Regions from separate parts of the Homo sapiens genome. Here region 1 is linked to region 2. A link is a loop called in an ENCODE intact Hi-C map of the cell type or tissue named here. Cell type or tissue: heart left ventricle. All regions are shown on one strand. Each heading gives the region's core, and the rest is flanking DNA. Links, peaks and the distances in the headings are about the cores only. Region 1 overlaps METTL4 (methyltransferase 4, N6-adenosine). Region 2 overlaps EMILIN2 (elastin microfibril interfacer 2).

Evidence for each region. A loop is a pair of places that touch in the nucleus more often than their neighbours do. Peaks named below come from ENCODE experiments on the same cell type or tissue, not always from the same donor. Only the 100,000 strongest peaks of a DNase experiment are listed, where the experiment ranks them.
Region 1: a loop joins it to region 2, with 5 times the contacts of the local background. A loop is called at or near these places in 2 of 110 quality-filtered maps.

Annotation. Positions count from the first base shown.
Region 1 is chr18:2,560,736-2,570,692 of GRCh38, forward strand. It overlaps METTL4 (methyltransferase 4, N6-adenosine), which reads right to left. Exons shown (of 9, transcript NM_022840.5): 2 at 6,086-6,919; 3 at 3,062-3,124. The coding sequence starts at 6,481. It also overlaps the pseudogene LOC100128926. Among named protein-coding and RNA genes, the nearest start is that of METTL4, 5.8 kb to the right of the region's middle. RefSeq lists an enhancer at 9,863-9,957. In heart left ventricle, for the core only: no CTCF peak of the experiment used is centred there; no DNase peak of the experiment used is centred there.
Region 2 is chr18:2,889,450-2,899,406 of GRCh38, forward strand. EMILIN2 (elastin microfibril interfacer 2) reads left to right here. Exons shown (of 8, transcript NM_032048.3): 4 at 1,112-3,037. Among named protein-coding and RNA genes, the nearest start is that of EMILIN2, 47 kb to the left of the region's middle. In heart left ventricle, for the core only: no CTCF peak of the experiment used is centred there; a DNase peak (open chromatin) is centred at 4,862; H3K27ac peaks cover 1,644 bases.

The DNA of each region.
Region 1 (9,957 bases), core at 998-8,997, 330 kb before region 2:
GGGCGTAGTGGCGGGCGCCTGTAATCCCAGCTACTCGGGAGGCTGAGGCAAGAGAATGGCATGAACCCAGGAGGCAGAGTTTGCAGTGAGCGGAGATGGGCCACTGCACTCCAGCCTGGGCGACAGAGCGAGACTCTGTCTCAAAAAAGAAAATCCAGTAGAACATTTTAAAAATAGTAACATCATGATCATTTGGAATATATTCTGCAAATGCAAGGATGGTTAATTGAGGAAGAATCATAGGAAAAATCTATTCAGTCTCCTTCAATAGGATCAATAGGTTCATGGAAAAAAATTTTTAAAAAAGAAAAAAAAAATCTGTTCAATCTCCATATATGCCTAACATGTTATTTCCAACTCAGTTGAAACCCAGTATTATGCTTAATGATGAAATTATCCCCCTTGTCAAGCACAAGACAAAGTAAATATGCTCACATATATTACTTATGTTTATTATGCACACAAATATTCTTTAATATTGTATTATAATTTCCACCCTACAGAATTAGAGAAGAAATCAGAAACATGATAATTGGAAAGGTATAAGTAAAATTACTACTATTTGAAAGAGTTCTATATCTGGAAAATCCAAGAGATACAACAACAAAAAATTACTACAACTTAACAAGAAACCTGCAAGGCCTTTATAAAGAAAATTTTACACAACGACAAAACAAAACGTGAGCAAATGGAAAAATACATTCATGTTTTGGGGCGGAATCACCAACATCTTAAAGATGTCAACACTGCCCTAATTTAATTTAGAAATTTAACTTGATGCCATAAAAATGGCAACAGGTTTTCTAACTAGATGTTATCATTGATCCTAAAATTTATATGGGGAAAGAAAACAAATTTATTAAAAAGAGGAGTGATGAGAAAAGGATGGGGATGGGCAGGACTGGCACTACCGGATAGTCAAACCTCTAAATCTGATTCAGCAAATATTCTGTCCTACTACTTTTTAAGAGTTTGATTCCATTCTGCAGCACATTTCATAATTTGTATTTATGATTAATACAAGTATTTAGCAATTAGAATATACATGAATTCAAGAAATTCTATTCTCTAATTTCATGTAAACTTTAAAGTGAAAGTAAATCTTATTAATTTTTTTATAGATATAAATACCCTGGATTTTCCTGGTATTTCTGCAGTTAACCTTGCAAGTGTCATTTCCAGAAAATAAGTGTATTTCCAAAATTAACAGATAAACTGCTCACATTGAGGGATTTAACATTTGTGTATTCAGCTGTCTTCAGAACATTTAAAACCCAATGTGTTTACGAAAACCACAATAAGATACCACTTTATATCCGTCAAAATGGCTATGATTAAAAAAAAGGGGGGCAGGGGCTGCATACAGTGGCTCTTGTCTGTATTCCCAGCACTTTGGGAGGCCAAGGCAGGAGGACTGCTTGAGCCCAGGAGTTCAAGACCAGCCTGGGCAACATAGTTAAGACCTTATCTCTACAAAAAAATAAAAAATTAGCTGAGCGTGGTGGCACATGCCTGTAGTCCCATCTACTCAGGAGGCTGAGGCAAGAGGATCACTTGAGCCCAAGAGTTCAAAGCCACGGTGAGCCATGACTGCACCACTGCACTCCAGCCTGGGCAACACGGTGAGACCCTGTCTCAAAAGAAAAAATGAAAGTTAAACATAAAAGCTAATCCAACAATTCCACTTCTGGGTATATACCTAAAAAAAGCAGGGACTCAAAACAGATACTTGTACACCAATGTTCACAGAAACATTATTCATAATAGCCAAAATGTGGAAACAACCCAAATGACCATGAACAAATAAATGAATAAACAAAATGTAGTATATACAAACAATGAAATATTATTCGCCCTTAAAAAGGAAATTCTGATAAATGCTACAACATGGATGAACCTTGAAGACATTATGCTAAATGAAATTAGCCAGATACAAAAAGATGAACATTGTATGATTCCACTTATATGAAATATCTACCATAGGCAAATTCACAGAGACAGTGAGTAGAATAAAGGATACCAGCAGCTGGGGGACGGGGGGATGGGGAGTTATTAAATAATGGTAGAGTTCCAGTTTGGGATGATGAAAAAGTACTAGAGATGAACAGCAGTGGTGTGGTACAACATTGTGAATGTATTTAATGCCGCAGAATTTTACACTTAAAAATGGTTAAAAATGGAAAATTTTATGTATATTCTACTACAACAAGAAAGAAAGGGAAAAAAAACCCAGGGTTCTACCATCACATTAATTCAACAAGACCGAATTCCAGACTGAATTTTGCCATTTCAAAGGTGCTCCATGGAAAAAAAAATTAAGCTTAAAATATTTGTGTTCATTCTGTTTCTTCTCATTTCTTTAACTCTCTGATCTCATTTATCGCTATGTTCTAGAAACATATCCTTCACATTACTCATGCTCTCTTCTGCCACTCTCTTAATATATTGTTTTATCTAGACAATAGGATTTTATAATCTCTAAAATCTCTAAACTTAACCAATATAGCATAAGTTTACTTTGTTAAATATTTAAACTAATAGAAGTACATGAAGTTTCAATAAAAACTGGTTTAGGCTGGATGCAGTCGCTCACTCCTGTAAAATCCTAGCACTTTGGGAGGCTGAGGCTGGCGGATGGCCAGAGCTCAGTAGTTTGAGACCAGCCTGGCCAACATGGTGAAACACCATCTCTACTAAAAATACAAAAAATTAGCAGGGCATGGTGGCACACGCCTATAATCCCAGCTACTCAGAGGAGGCCAAGGCATGAGATTGCTTGAACCCAGGAGGCAGAGGCTACAGTGAGCTGAGATCACACCACTACCACTCCACTCCAGCCTGGGCAACAGAATGAGACTCTGCCTCAAAAAAAAAAAAAAAAAAAAGACAAAACTGGTTTAAACTGTGCATTACTATAAAATTAACAATAAATATATTAAGTGCTAAGCCTGATCAAAATGATTGCTTGATTTTGAAAAAAAATCCTTATTTATGTTGTCCATTTATTTTCTACTACTTCACATTAATCTTCCAATGTGATCAATGAACATTTTACACTTACCTTTGTATGGTATTCCATAGCATCCAATTCACCTTGATTGAAAACAACACATCTTTTACGCTTCTAAAGGGTAGATCAATTACAGGGGAAAAGTTATGTTGCCATTAATATTTTGCTTTTTCATTATAACATTATTTATGTCTTATATCTGTCTAATAATAATTAATAATTAATAGTAGTAATTGTCTACTGAGGTCAAAATCAATGCAAAGGGTATGGAGTGAGGAGGTAAGCTTTCCCAAAGTAAATTAAAAACAACAACATAAACAAAATGGATTGTAAAAGGTCACCTCAGCTTTATCTGCTATTAATAAGAACTAGTTCTGGCCGGGCACGGTGGCTCACGCCTGTAATCCCAGCACTTTGGGAGGCCAAGGCGGGAGGATCACGAGGTCAGAAGATCGAGACCATCCCGGCTAACATGGTGAAACCCCATCTCTACTAAAAATACAAAAAAAAAAAAAATTAGCCAGGCATGGTGGCAGGCGCCTGTAGTCCCAGCTACTTGGGAGGCTGAGGCAGGAGAATGGTGTGCGAGACTCTGTCTCAAAAAAAAGAACTAGTTCCACATGATAAAGTGTAGCATCAGCACCCATGAAATACAAGGAAACTATGACACCGTATGAAGTTACCAGTGCCATCTATCACTTTATATATGGTATAGTTATTCTCAATTTCCTTTATTTCTGAGAAGAGAAACTAGCCAGGTGCTATCATCAAAAGAAATTCCAATGTGCTTATGACTGATGAGGGTTAGGTATGAATCAGATTTATATTGACACTGTTCTATATCTAACAATATAGAGTAAGGACTTAGTACTTTTTATGGCTGAAACTCCAGTGCTTACCTTGTGTCAAACTCTTAGCATGCTAACAATAAATGTCTGTTGGCTAAATAAATAAATGGACTTAATATTGTATAATTTGCTTTAGCATATCAGAAGGTGTCATCAAGATTACATTTATTACATAGGTTCATCTATTTTTTTCCATGTTATAAGAAATTTACCCAACCTGAGAGATTAAACATTAAAAATTAATGCCCATACCCTGTAAACTATAAAGTCCTTTACAAAGGCTTGTTATTATCTGAATTACTTATATTACAACATACTATTTTACTAAGACCTCGGACAATGCTAAATATTTTCTTTTCTGTGTGTGACACGTAGTAAATGATCAATAAATATTTGATGAAAGGAAAAAGGGGACTGGGCATGGTGGCTCACACCTGTAATCTCAGCACTTTGGGAGGCCGAGGCAGGTGGATCACCTGAGATCAGGAGTTCAAGACCAGCTTGGCCAACAAGGTGTCTACTAAAAATACAAAAAATTGGCCGGGTATGGTGGTGGACACACATAATCCCAGCTACTCGGGAGGCTGAGACAGGAGAATTGCTTGAACCTGAGAGGCAGAGGTTTCAGTGAACCGAGATCACGCCACTGCGCTCCAGCCTGGGAAACAGAGCAAGACTCCGTCTCAAAAAAAAAAAGGGGGATCAACACATGAACACACAGAGGGGAGCAACAGATACTGGGGCCTACTGGAAGATGGAGGTCAGAGGATGGGAGGAGGGAAAGGATCAGGACAAATAACTAATGGGTACTAGGCTTAATACCTGGGTGATGAAATAATTTGTACAACAAAACCCCATGACACAAATGTATCTATATAACAAACCTATACATGTACCTGTGAACTTAAAAATTAAAATTAAAATTAAAAAAAAGAAGAATATGCACAAGAAAAAAGTCACAATATTAAAAAGTTCCATTTCAGAAAATGTATTTTCTTTATTACTTTCCTTATTCTAATTCTCAACAAACTTTCGTATTTAATATCTTTCTTCTTCACCGAATTATAAGATCCATCAGGGAGGGATTATGTTTATCTTGTTTCATCACTCTGCATACAATGGCACATAGAAAGAGCTCAAACGTTTGTTCGGTGAGTAATGAATGTTAATCCTATCACTAAAAAAGAAAATGTTGAGGCCGGGTGCAGTGGCTCAAGCCGAGGTGGGCAGATCACGAGGTCAGGAGATCAAGATCACCCTGGCTTAACACAGTGAAGCCCCGTCTCTACTAAAAATACAAAAAATTAGCCAGGCGTGGTGGCAAGCGCCTGTAGTCCCAGCTGCTCGGGAGGCTGAGGCAGGAGAATGGCGTGAACCCGGGAGGCGGAGCTTGCAGTGAGCTGAGATAGCACCACTGCACTCCAGCTTGGGTGACAGAGCAAGACTCTGTCTCAAATAAATAAATAAATAAATAAATAAATAAATAAATAAATAAATAAAATAAACAAATAAATAAAAATAAGTAAAAAAGACAATGCTGATATCAGATATCTAAAATGGACTTTGTAAAATCACCTCTAAATTCCTGAAAGAGATAAAAAGTATTAAAGCATAATTAATTTGATCCTGTATGGCATTCCCAAAACTCTACTAAAAGATTGCACCAGTGTGAATATACAAATACATATACTTTACAAACGGGTATATTTACCACAGGAGCTTTCTACTTGTATCACTAGAAACTTTTAAAACAATCACCCTTCTTACAAACTTTTATTACGTATCTCCAAGGGATAGCTCTCTAAAAACCTCCGAAATACCACTTACTGCTTAGAAATTTTGTAGAAAAACTTTTTTTTTAAAGCAAAAACAGTTGTAAACATATTCAATTAATACAAATGCCTAATCAAGAAAAGGGTTTTGGGGGAGTTTTTTGTTTGGCTTTTTGTTTGTTTTTTTGCTGTCTGGGTTTATTTTCTTTGCTTAATTTACAGAGAATTCACTTCCCAGCCAACTTTGCTTATTTTTGAAATACTATGCAATTTGGTCTTCTAAGAATAGTTGAAGCTAGAAAAAAGCTACAAATTATTTCAGATATGCTAAAGCCTTTTTGGGTTTTACTGATTCTTCTTTATACTTAACGAATCACCAGATATTTAAGACATTTAGATAATAAATCTCAATTATGTTTTCTGGAGAAAAATAAATATTTCTTAAAACTTTCTACCTTCCCAATAATAGAAATGGAGATTTCTTTTTTAACACCATTCATCAGATCTTCCTTTTCATTACTTTGCTGGCATTCTTTATGAACAGCTGGAGTTATATAAGGTTTGGTGACATCAAACAGTTCAGGTCGAAAAACAAATTTTCGTGTGAACATTTCATAATTTCCTCCATCATCATTCTCTGGCTTAGTGGAAGAGTCAGAAGCAATAAATGCAGCACAGACTCCAGAGGAGGACACAGAATCCATTTGAAGAGACTCAAAGTGAACAGAAGTAGTGAACTCCTTTTTACGGCAACAAGGTTCATGATGCTGGTGAAGTTGATAGTTTATCTTGTTGATAAAAGAAAGATGATCCAGTAACCACCCAGCTGACAACTGGTGTACCACAGACATTCCCTTCCTTTAAAAAAGCCTCTGGGAATTAGGAACTAGAATGAAAATCCAACTTTCCAGATCAGCTTCTTAAATATCTTGTATTTCAATAAACATACACTTCATACACACAGATAGATTTGATATACAAGTACAAAAACCTGACATGCACATTGAAGAGAATTTATCATTCATGATGTTAATATATACAGAAATTCTAAGGAAAATTGCAATGTTTTAATATAAACTTTCTTTTTAATTTCAGAGTTGATAATTCAACATTTTCAGCCAAAATTTGGCCAAAGGGGGTTAAAACCTGATCTTATGTCTGGAATCCCAATGTGATCCTCCTGTCTTCCTGGGCCCCCCACGACTTCTTGCTTTGGTCCTTGGGTCTAGCCACTAGGTCCACATCCTCCAAGTCAGGAAGTCATTGAATCCTTAAAAGGACAAAGTAGCCTGTAAAAGCAAAGAACACTACATTAGCTACGTGAATTCACCCTTTTTAATGAGATAAACCTATCTAGAGAGGGGCATAGAATTTCAGAAGGTGCTGTTAGCAGGTAATCCCTCGTTTTTGCAAACTACACTTGTCATAGTAAGTCAGCCCATTCTCCAGTATCATCTTCCCTACTTAATCACTACTACCAATGGAGTAATAAGGTAAAAAGAAAAAATTGTTCTAGTCAGAGAAAATGCAATTTTACCAGCACATCAGAAGCACTAAACCCTAGCAAAACCGCAAGGTTAAGAGTCTAGATCTGTAATTGGTTCTGAGCAGTACCCCTTGGATAACTAGGTTTCTCAGAACTAACCTTTTTTCAAAAGATGGATTAGAGTTCTAGATATTGCTTTCTAAATCCAGTGCAGTGGAGAACTTAAGAGGGGACAGAATAAGAAATAAATGAGTGCTTAATGGCACAATTAATAATCACAGCATTTAGATTCAAATTTCTAACTCCATGAGTGAGATTATGATGTACATTGGTTTTCATCCACAGTTCCTGGCTCACCGCCCCTGTAGCCTTACTGAGTGCAGGGATGAAGGCTGAGTTGATCACCAGTGACCAATGATGTAATCATTCATGTCTGTACAATGAATTTGGGAGATGTGACACTATCTAAAGATAGAAATAGTGTCAGAAATGAATTAGAGGGAAGAAGGGGCGAGCCTAAGAGTGACAGTGACACATGATGGCAGTCACCACAGGCTCAGGAGTAGGAGTACCTCTCAATTTCCAACTGTTGGAAGAACCTGAAGGTTAGAAAGGAGTGGCTGGGCATGGTGGCCCACGCCTGTAATCGCAGCACTTTGGGAGGCCGAGGCGGGCAGATCCCCTGAGGTCGGGAGTTCAAGACCTGCCTGGCCAACATGGTGAAACGCTGCGTCTACTAAAAGTACAAAAATTAGCTGGGCTTGGTGGCATGCGCCTGTAATCCCAGTTACTCAGAAGGCTGAGGCATGAGAATCACTTGAACCCAGGAGGGAGAGGTTGCAGTGAGCCGAGACTGCACTACTGCACTCCAGCCAGGGCAACAAGAGTGAAACTACGTCTCAAAAAAAAAAAAAAAAGGGAGTATGAGATGGCACAGATAGCTAGAGTCTAGAAGATGATAAAGACATGACACTTACCAAATGGACAGGGATGATAATTGGGCCTTCAAGAACAATTTACAAAAACTGAATATACAGCTTTAAAATAGAATGTGGACCTAAATACCCAGCAGCACTCCCCTTTGTAAGATGTGTAACAAAAATTAATGCTATTCTAAAGGAGTGGTGGACTCAAGAGCCATTTCAGTGCTAGCTAAATAGCAGAATTCAGATAGCATCAAAGTTGTCTTGGAAGAGGTTGAACAGCTAATGACATCTAAAGAAAACATGAAACTCCCTCAGCAGCCTGAAAGACACTGTTACAGTAATTAATCAAAAAGAAAAACCATAGTCCCTTTTCCCCACACCCATTCAATTTAAGCAGTCTTCATTTTCAACAGTAGTAAATTTTCTAGATACATCTTGTAGACCTCACAGTACTAGAAAGGATGCTCCTATTCAAAAGAAATGTATCTTAAGATACTGTGAATGATACTAACTTTTTTGTCCATTTGAATTATGTAAGTTGTGCTATAACAAATCATCCTGTCAAGCGACAGGATCAAGCAAGTATATTTAAATTGATTCCCATCATAACTGGTGGGGTACATCTAATTCAACTGTGGAAAGACCACACAATCACCTTGCTTCTCCTTACATGGCCTGGAGTCTCCGCCTTCTCCCCCTACCGCTCTCCCTTCCTCCCACCCCCACCCACTGCAACAGCCCTCTAGCCTGGGAGGCTTGTTAGAGTAGACGTGAAGATCACAGCCTGTGGGACCACTGCTGAGTGTGTGGGCACTCAGTTTAAGTATTCAGTGATGCTCCTTCCAAACCACTGTCCTGTCCCCACCTCTTCCACTCCCACCCTTGGCCAAAGCACAGATCATAAGCCCTCTGCTCCGCTCCCCTCTGAGATTCGCCTTCCATGAGGAATTCAGGGCTTTCCCCATATCTTCTCTTCCCCACCTTTATCAAGAGATGCTGCTCCCTCCCCGTCAAGTCTCTTTTTGCACTGTCACCACCCAACACTTTCCACGACACTTCTTTGCTTTGACCAGAAGCCATAAGGTAAGGTTGGAAGAACATTTATTCACTCTCCACCAGCCTAGGAAATTAATAGTGGGTCCTCAGCCCTGCCACCTTCTGCTGTTATCATCAGCCTTTTAACTCAGGTTTTGATATGGTGAAAAGAGTCACCAGGGTTATTCAGACACCCCGGCTGTCAGGGTCCTTGGTGGTTAAACCTGGGAAAAGGCCACATGAAGACAACTGTAAGCACACATGATCCCTCTGAATTGTTTTCTTTTCCTGCAATTGTGCTTGCTCTTAAAAATTGAAGTTTTAAACAGGGCTCACATGTGATCATCCTTCCATCTATTGGAGTCTAGCTTGAAATGTGACAACCGGAACCAAAAGAACCTTGAATTTGGTGCCTACTTTGGTTTTGGTGCTGCTGCTTCTCAAGATCCTCAGCAGGGATTAAGAAGTTGGGGTGCACAGCAGGAATATCAGGAAATTGGCAGGCTTGACTTCCTGGCAAATTGCTAGCAGGACCACTAAATGCTGAACTGTACTGTGAATGTATACCGAAATACAAGCAATTATTTCTGTACTAAAGGTGTTTTTAATTTTGTATTTGTGTAAAACCACCTTTGGAAGCAGCAACTATCTAGTCAGAAAAGCAAATGATGTTTCCATTAATCTTTTCTGGGGAAAACATTAGTGCTAAGGATTTAACAATCTGTAGGTAAAGTTTAACCTAACAGTATTCCACAAGGAGACTTTTTATTATCAGACGGTTGCCTAATTTTCATATAATTTTTATATTAATATAATCCTTGGTTCCTCCCCATCCCCTTCATAGGCCACAGCTGAGGTGAAAAGGGTCCTGGAATGGCTA
Region 2 (9,957 bases), core at 921-8,920:
GTATCCTGCTGTATTCAGGGCATAGTTTGTTTCTTATTGTCCTATTGCTGCAGGTTTCAATAGTCTCCTTTTTATTTACCTCTATGTCTATCAATTTATCTTCATTTTATGACTCATCACTATCATTCCCCCCTTATTAAAAATTAATAATTGTTTCTTTCTTTTGGATTTTTTCCTTGGTGTTTTCTCAAAATAAGATTACCCAAAATTCAATGTTTGCATTCTTCTTCTTTTTTTCTTTTCTTTTTTTTTTTTTTTTTTTTTTAAAGATACAGGGTCTTGCTATATTGCCAAGGATGCCCTTGAACTCCTGGGCTCACGCCATCTTCCTGCCTCCCTAGTAACTGAGACTACAGGCACACACCACCTCCCTGACCAGCTTTCAATATTTGCATTCTTTGACGTAGTGAATCTTACTATATATGGTCAGACGGTGCTGTTGCTAGGAGACACTGATGAATAGTTGCTTTATCTCTGTTGCTTTTTGTCTCCCAAACTGCAAGCAGGGCTAAACAATGTCTGTGAGACTCTTTGAGCACAGAGATGTTAATGAAAGTAAAGGACAAAACATTCAGGCACTGCTTTGAGGATAACATCAGAAAATATGATATCATATGATATCACCATCCAACAGCTAATGGGTGGATCTTGCTAAAGTGGTTTCTTGTGGTTTTACTGTATGCAGTCAACTCTTGGGGTGTGGCTGCAGTTCACTAATATGGGAATGAAGTGTTCATATGATAAAGCGGATAATGAATATTTCCCCTCAGGGTGAAAGAGACCATTGATTATCTAATAGGTGTCATGTACATATTATTTTAACAGCTCTAGAAGCTGTTCTTCTTTATAGATGAGAGGATTATAGTTCACAGAAGTTAGTTAACTTGCTCAAGGACAAACAGTAAATAGCAGAGCCAGAATGCAAGTAGAGGTCTATTTGACTACAAAGCCCATACTCTTTTCTACTGTACCACAGTACTTACCTACAATTGTGTAGTGACCTGTAAGTGAAGATGTACATGTATTTTGTAGGTACCTTGTTTATTGTCTTGGCAGAATCTGGCTAAAGGTAGAAAATGTTCATTCATGTCCAACTTTATCTTTGTAACAGATAATGAACCCAGCCAATTCTCAGAGCCCAGGAAGACTTTGTCCCCAACTGGTACAGCACAACCAAGCTGGGGGGTAGATCCAAAAGAGGGGCCTCAGGAACTTCAGGAAAAGAAGATACAGGTGCTAGAGGAGAAGGTTCTTCGACTCACAAGGACGGTTCTTGACCTCCAGTCTTCCCTTGCTGGAGTGAGTGAAAATCTCAAACATGCCACTCAGGATGATGCCAGTAGAACACGGGCACCAGGGCTCAGCAGCCAGCACCCCAAGCCTGACACCACTGTTAGTGGAGACACAGAAACGGGCCAGAGTCCTGGTGTCTTCAACACTAAGGAATCTGGCATGAAGGACATCAAGTCTGAATTGGCTGAAGTCAAAGATACTCTAAAGAACAAAAGTGACAAGCTGGAAGAGCTGGATGGAAAAGTGAAGGGCTACGAAGGGCAGCTCAGACAGCTCCAGGAAGCAGCTCAGGGCCCGACGGTGACCATGACAACCAACGAACTCTACCAAGCCTATGTGGACAGTAAGATCGACGCCCTGAGAGAGGAGCTCATGGAGGGCATGGACAGAAAGCTGGCTGACCTGAAAAACTCATGTGAGTACAAGCTCACTGGCCTCCAGCAGCAGTGTGATGACTATGGGAGCAGCTACCTGGGAGTGATAGAGCTCATAGGGGAGAAGGAAACAAGCCTGAGAAAAGAAATAAATAACCTCCGAGCCCGGCTACAGGAGCCTTCAGCCCAGGCAAATTGCTGCGACAGTGAAAAGAATGGTGACATTGGTCAACAGATCAAGACATTGGACCAGAAAATCGAGAGAGTTGCTGAAGCCACCAGAATGCTGAATGGAAGACTGGACAATGAGTTTGACCGCCTTATAGTTCCAGAGCCAGATGTGGATTTTGATGCAAAATGGAATGAACTCGATGCAAGGATCAATGTGACGGAGAAGAACGCTGAAGAACATTGCTTTTACATTGAGGAAACCCTTCGGGGCGCCATTAATGGAGAGGTGGGTGACTTGAAGCAGCTTGTTGATCAGAAAATACAGTCTCTGGAAGACCGTCTGGGGAGCGTTCTCCTACAGATGACCAATAACACTGGTGCAGAGCTCAGTCCCCCAGGGGCAGCAGCCCTGCCAGGAGTGTCAGGGTCAGGAGATGAACGGGTCATGATGGAATTAAACCACCTGAAGGACAAAGTTCAAGTTGTTGAAGACATTTGCCTGCTGAACATCCAGGGAAAGCCTCATGGGATGGAAGGTGCCTTGCCAAACAGGGAAGACCGCGCAGTACGCGACAGCCTGCACCTTTTGAAATCTCTCAACGACACGATGCACAGGAAGTTTCAAGAAACCGAACAAACCATCCAGAAACTTCAACAGGATTTTAGTTTTCTTTATTCTCAATTAAACCACACAGAAAATGATGTGACTCATCTTCAAAAGGAAATGAGCAATTGTAGAGCAGGTGAAAACGCTGGCATGGGTAGGTTCACTAAGGTGGGTGAGCAAGAAAGGACAGTGGACACCCTGCCGTCCCCCCAGCACCCCGTGGCTCATTGCTGCAGTCAGCTGGAGGAGAGGTGGCAGAGGTTGCAGAGCCAGGTCATCTCGGAGCTGGATGCTTGTAAGGAATGCACGCAGGGGGTCCAGAGGGAGGTCTCCATGGTGGAGGGCAGGGTGTCTCATATGGAGAAAACTTGCAGCAAGCTGGACTCTATCTCAGGAAATCTTCAGAGGATCAAGGAGGGGCTCAACAAGCATGTCAGCAGCCTGTGGAACTGTGTCAGGCAGATGAACGGAACGCTCAGGTCGCATTCCAGAGACATTTCTGGCCTGAAGAATTCAGTCCAGCAGTTCTACAGCCACGTCTTCCAGATTTCTACTGATTTGCAAGATCTGGTCAAATTTCAGCCATCAGCAAGTAAGTTGAATATTACAATTCTATTTCTTGTATTTCTTTGCAGCACGCAACAACATTTTAAAAATAATTTTTTGTTCATTTTTGATATTGTTGAAACTTCATGAGGTAAAAATGTGACAGTATTATGCTAGATTTTGGACAGTTCACGGAATGAACTAAATGCCATCAGTCCTACCCAAATGTGGTTCATAGATTGGTGCCTGAATTATCTGGTGCTGAGTAGCAATAAGATAAATATATATTCTCAGTGTTAATATTTAGGAACTTCTAAAATAATTTGACAGACTGGTTGCAGTGGCTCATGCCTGTAATCCCAGCACTCTGGGAGTCAAAGGAGGGTGGATCACCTGAGGTCAGGCATTCGAGATCAACCTGGCCAACATGGCGAAAATCCGTCCCTACTAAAAATACAAAAATTAGCTGGGTGTGGTGGCACGCGCCTGTAGTCCCAGCTAGTCGGGAGGCTGAGGTGGGAGAATTGCTTGAACCTGGGAGGCAGAGGTTAAGGTGAGCCGAGATTGCATCACTGCACTCCAGCCTGGGCAACAGAGTGAGGCTCCATCTCAAATAAATAAACAAACAACATTGCAGTATTTAAGCACATGATCTACGTAATTTACAAAAATATCAGTTCACAACACATTGAAAATAAAAAAGGAAAACTGGTTCTTCCCACAGATGGATAGCCAAATATTATCTGTAGAATCAGGCTGGTGAGCTCAGAGTTGGGGTCAGATTTTTGGCATAACAGCTTGGGGCAGTGGGTGTTGTCCTCTCTTCTACCTAGGGAGTCTCCTACGTACCTCTCTTCAAGCATCACTTTTTATCTGTGTCGTTATCATCTTCAGGGCTTAGCTGATGGCAGATAGGATGCTGTCATATTTGTTTCCAGACACAGGACCGTGGATGAGAGCAGTTTAGGGACAGGAAGTATCTAAAGCTCCATAGTGCCTGCATCCAGGAAGCTCAGCAGTAGTGCTGAGAGCAATGCTGGCTACACCTTAGGCACTCAACAAATGTTTGTTGAATGAATGAATGTGAATGAATGAATAATATATGTAATAAGATTTTTTTGTTACTTGTGGGTGCTAAACGCAGCCTTCTCAAAGGACAGAGCTTCTCTTGTACCTGGGTTTGTACTCTGAGACAGCCTCCGACATAAGCTAGCCCTCTCTAGTCGGAGTCTGGGCGTGAAAGGAAGGAAGAGGGAGCTCGCGTTTTTGAACACTTTCTATGTACAGCACTGGCTTGGTCACTTCAGGGGGACTGAATCCTATCATGGCCTCACAGAAAGGCTGTTTTCCAACAGGGAAAATGTGCCCAAAGTCATGTGGCTGTTCAGTGGGGGAGCCAGGATGGAAACCAGGCCAGGCTGCGTCCAAGAATTGTTTTCTTGCAGTCCAGCCATGATGACTGTGTGTCTCCCAGAACTGAGTGCAGACTTACTTGGTCCATGGGGACTTGTTGAGGGGCCTGCTTTGTGCTAGAAGGAACCTATTCCTGACCTCCCCCTCCCTGTTTTCTTTTCTCCCATCCTTGCCTTTGGGACTTTTACCTCCCTGACCTGGTTCCGCTCTGGGTGACACAGGCCCTTGCACAAGGAACTGAGATTTCATGGCCTCTGTGAACCTTGGGATTTTATGATCAAGTCCCAGATGAGACATAAAACCCAAGGCAGCGTAGGCTAGAACGTGGGAAGCAGGCGAGCTCTGGCTTGGTCAGGGAGAGCCAGGGCCAGGTCCTGGCAGCTCAGGAGGGTGGAGAGGGTCCGAGGTAGGTGGGAAAATGCCCTGGATGTCCCCAGAGCACTGTGCTTATCTTGCAGATGACGAGTCACCTAGGCCCAGGAGGACCAGGAATCTGGCCGCCACCCGAGTGTCCAGCCCACTGCACCTCACTATTTATAACCCAGCCCTTCCCCCACTCCAGGGCCACTCAGCTCCTCTATCTCTGGAATGTTGAGTAGAGGTCACAAGACCATGTATGTGTTCATAGAATGATTGTCCCTTGTGGTGACAACGCTGTCTGGTCTGTGTCTTACGATAACAGGTTGAATCAGATATTTCCAGTTGATTTGGAACTCCCTGGTGGCGTGGGAAGCTGTGTTAACATTTTCGCATTTGTCTGTTGCAGTAGGAGTTGGGGGGTGAATTCTTTTAAAAGAGAATGTGCCATACAAAACATTATCCCTTTGGACTGAACTCATTGTGGTGAGTGTAGACTGCATGGAGTTTTGAGAATTTCATTGATTGGAAAAGAGCCAGAAATAAACAAGCAGAGCCTCCTCTGCCCTTGTCTAGCATCCAGGTCTAGGAGACCTGGAACCTGAGTATCAGAGGTGCATGGGAGAATCTGGAGCTAAGGTCACAATGAAAGTGACATGTCAATCAGTTAAAAGTCAACAGAATGTTTATTGAGTGCCTACGATGTGCAAGGCTCTTGGGGGACCTGGAGATAAGTAGGCATAATCCTTATTCTAAAGCATTTGCAATCACAGTGGGAAAGAGACTCACAGGTCTGCAGAGAGATGAATGAGATTGTTTGTGGCATAGCAGTTTATCCCTTTAGTTCATAAGCTCTTACTGAGCCCCTATTATGTGGTAGGTAATGGCTGTGTGGGGGAGTATGTGGATAAAAGTCTGATGGGGAAACAAGCAGACAGATGGTCACAGGAATGGGGTGTGGTGTGCATGAGCCACCTTGAGTGTTCAGAGAAGCACCCACAGTGGAAGTCAGGGAGGGATTCTCAGGAGAGAGCCCTGAGCTGAGCCCTCAGTGTAGGTATTTACCGAGCAGAGTACAGAGGCTGATGGGGTGAGGAATAAGGTGAGATGAGAGAAGCTTCCAGGAGGAGGTGTTACTGGATCTGATTGAGGGATGGGTGGGATTCAGAAAGCAGGAGGGGAGGACATTGTGGATTAGCTATTTATTGCTTTATAACAACCCATTCCAAATCTTGCTGGCTTAAAACAACAAAGATGTATTAGTTTCCATTATTCTGTAGGTCAGGAACCCCGGCAGGGCTTGGCTCAGCGGTTCTTCTGCTCTATGTGGCATCAGCTTGAGTCGCCCACTCAGCTGCATTCAGCTTGCGGTTGACTGGAAGGTCTGTGAAGACTCAGTCATATGTCTGGTGCCTCGGTGCTCCTCCACCTGGCCCCTCTCTCCATGTGGCCAACCTGGGCTTCCTCACAGCATGGCGGTGTCAAGTAGTCAGACTATGGCGACTGTCAAGGGAAAGTGGAAGCTGCTGGGCCTCCCACAGGCTAGCCCAGAGCTGGAGTGGCATCACTGCCACATTCTATTGTCAAAGCAGGTCTGCTCTTGAAGGGTGACGTGGCTGGTATGTTTGGGGAGGGAAGGGGGATTAATGGTGGTCATGATATCTACCACAGTGAGCACAGATCCAGAGGTGAAGATGTGTGATGGTTTTGGACCAGTAAGCAGATCGCCAGACCGGGAACACACACTGTGGTGTTTCTACTCAGCCTGTTGCCCTCTTCACAGATCCTGTTTCCTTTGGAAGCATCACTGAGGTGAGGCTGAATTATCCAAGAAGCAGCCAACAGGGGAGAAGAAGGGCCTTCAGCTGATGCTTAAATAGATCTAAGTCTCTTTTATATCCTTCTGTTAAGGGCATATATATATATAGCATATGTATATATTGCATATATATAATGAATAAATAAATATATATAATTGTTTTTGAGATGGAGTCTCCCTTTGTTGCTGGGGCTGGAGTGCAGTGGCGTGATCTTGGCTCACTGCAACCTCCGCCTCCCGGGTTCAAGCGATTCTCCTGCCTCAGCCTCCCAAGTAGCTGGGATTACAGGTGTCTGCCACCACATCCAGCTAATTTTTGTATTTTTAGTAGAGACAAGGTTTCACCATGTTAGTCAGGCTGGTCTCGAACTCCTGACCTCAGGTGATCCACCCATCTCAGCCTCCCAAAGTGCTGGGATTACAAGCATGAGACATTGCACCCGGTCAGATATATATATATTTGAGACAGGATCTTGCTCTGTCACCCAGGCTAGAGTACAGTGGTGCAATCACAGCTAACTGCAGCCTCAACTTTCCTAGGTTCAGGTGATCCTCCCACCTCAGCCACCCAGGTAGCTAGTACTACTGGCACGTGCCATCGCACCCAGCTAATTTTTTGTTATTTATTTATTTATTTTTTTAGAGATGGGTTTCACCATGTTGCCCAGGCTGGTCTCAAACTCTTGGACTCCAGTGATTCGCCTGCCTCAGCCTGGGATTCAGGCATGTGCTGTAATTACATGTGCTGGGAATTACGGGCATGAGCCAGTGCACCTGGACAATTTTTTTTTTGGAGATGGGGGTCGGGAGACAAAAGGTCCACAAGTCTGGGCACAGTGGCTTACGCCTGTAATCCCAGCACTTTGCGAGGCTCAGACGGGTGTATCGCTTGAGCCCAAGAGTTCGAGACCAGCCTGGGCAACACAGGGAGTCCCTGTCCCTACAAAAAATACAAAAAAATATATACTTTTGAGAAAATGGTCCAGGCAGAGGGAACAGCATTCTCAAAGGCTATGAGGAAGTTCTTTTGAAAAACCCAGAATAGTGGTATGGCCAAGCGTATAAGCAAGGCAGAAGGTCATCAGCAATGAGGTCAAAGCGAGGGTAGGAATGAGATCAGGCAGGCTTTCTAGGCTGTGATAAAGGAGTTGGATTTTAAGTACCGTGAGAAACTATTGAAGGATTTTGAGCTGGGGAGTGATTACTTCCGTTGAAATCCCTGCTCATCCATGCTTGTAAACAGTGGAGGATTAACTAATGTCCTGGACTTAGTAATCACTCAGGAAAATTACCTATTACTTAAACCCTCCATACCCTAGAATGGATGTTTAATCTATTCATGACTGAACTTTTCTCCCTTTCTCTACCTATAAACCCCCAGGCCTCCAGCCTTGGAAGAGAGAGGGCCTGTAAACACAGCAGACACAGGGTGAAGGGCCCTGGTGGCTCCGGTGATGCTGTAGGTGGCCACAGGTTTTTTTGTTTTTCTTGCTTTCCCTTTTTCTTGTTTTTAAAATTAGCGTTCAAATAGACAGTATAAAAAGCCTTAGAAATGGCTGGGCGCGGTGGCTCATGCCTGTAATCCCAACACTTTGGGAGGCCAAGGCAGCAGGATCACTTGAGCACAGGCGTTCAAGACCAGCCTGGGCAACACAGTGAGATCCTGTCTGTACAAATTAAACATTAGCTGGGTGTGGTGATGTGCACCTGTGATTCCACCTACTTGAGAGGCTGAGGCAGGAGGACCCCTTGAGCCCAGGAGTCTGAGGCTGCAGTGAGCTATGATCACACCACTGCACTCCAGCCTGAGCAGTACAGCATAATCCTGTCTCTTTAAAAAAAAAAAAAAAGCCTAGAGATCTCCCTTTTCAGCATTCACAGCTTCATGTATCTCGTGTATCGATAGTTTTTTTGAGCAGAATCTCATCACTTATGAACAAATTAGGTTATAAATGGAAAGGAGGCTCGAGGCCCTTTATTCCCTATGCAGTGTAGCCACGGAGTTGAGCCCTCCTTCCCAGATGGACTCGCTCCCATTTTCACAGGTGCGGGGAGCATCAGGCCTTCACACTCTCTCAGCAGGCATCCTCTTTTGTTCCTTTTTCCCAAGTTGCCCAGCCTTACCCCCACTCGAGTCTGAGTGACCCATGAGTGATTCATAGGGAATTACTCACAGGTATCCCCACAAGTGGGGGTGTGTCCTGGCCACAGGGTCTGCCTCCCAGGCACTGGGTGACCAGCAGAGGCTGACTCCCTGCCTGGGACCCAGGACTAGCCCGGCCTGCAGCCCAGTGGCAGCAGCATGTGGAGAATGGGGCAGCCCGCCCTCCCCAGCTGGCTTTAGCTTCCCCTGGCCCCACACACAGGTTGAGCCTCAGCTGGACCCTGCCTTCCCACTGTTCCTCTCCCGGTAGAGGAAGGAAGGGGTGCTGGTGGCGAGCAGGAAGGGAAGGCAGAGGGACGTAGCTGTGTGCAGGGGACTTCTCTTTCCAGATGTCACGCTTCCAAGTAGAGACAGATGTCTCTTAGATCTCAGCACACTAGAGATAATGGCATCACTTCCTTTTTCTGCTCTCCCACCCCTTTCTGCTCATGTCTCTGAGTAATTTTCATCATAGCGTTTCTTTTAGGAGTGCTGCAGGTTTAAGCGTACTATTTTTATTGAGTTAAGCTATAAGAATGAAAAAGCACAGCCTTGTCAAATAACTATTTAACCAGAAAGCCTGGCCAGGGCACTGCCTGATGCCAACATTCTGACCCCTTTGCCCCAACTCAAAATCAGCTGAGTTTGGGGAGAGTTTAGGCCCAAGGTAGCATGATGGACTTAGAGTTTTATAAACATATAAAGGCTCAATAAATTGCTTATATTCAGGCCATAGGGAACTCCTGACAACTCGCCCCCTTTATCCTGTAGGCACCAGGTTTCTACGATGCCCTTTGGTTCGTGTAAACCGCAGCTGCTCTACTGCATCTTAGCCTTGAACTTAGAGCTGCAGTGTTCGGAGAATGGAGCTTTCCCAGAGCTGCATGCATAAATGCCTCTGGGATCTTTAAAAAAAACAAAAACAAAAAACTCCTCGGCTCACTCAGGAGATCGCTGCTCAGCAGCAGGGATGAGGTGAGGGCCAGGAATTTGTAATTAAATTTATAACTAAAAAAAACCGCTAGCTCTAGTCCTGGAAATTGAAGGCTACCCCAGAGGCAGAGGGATCTACCCACCCCAGGTAAGCTGTGCCCAAAAAGAAAGAGGAGGTGGGGGGGAGGGAGGACACAGAATGAACCACTGACTGACACTGCGCCACCAATAGAAGTCAGCTTTGTGTGAGCCCACTTACGGACTCGATTCTGTTCCAGTTTTTGAGGTCTCTCCTGGTGGC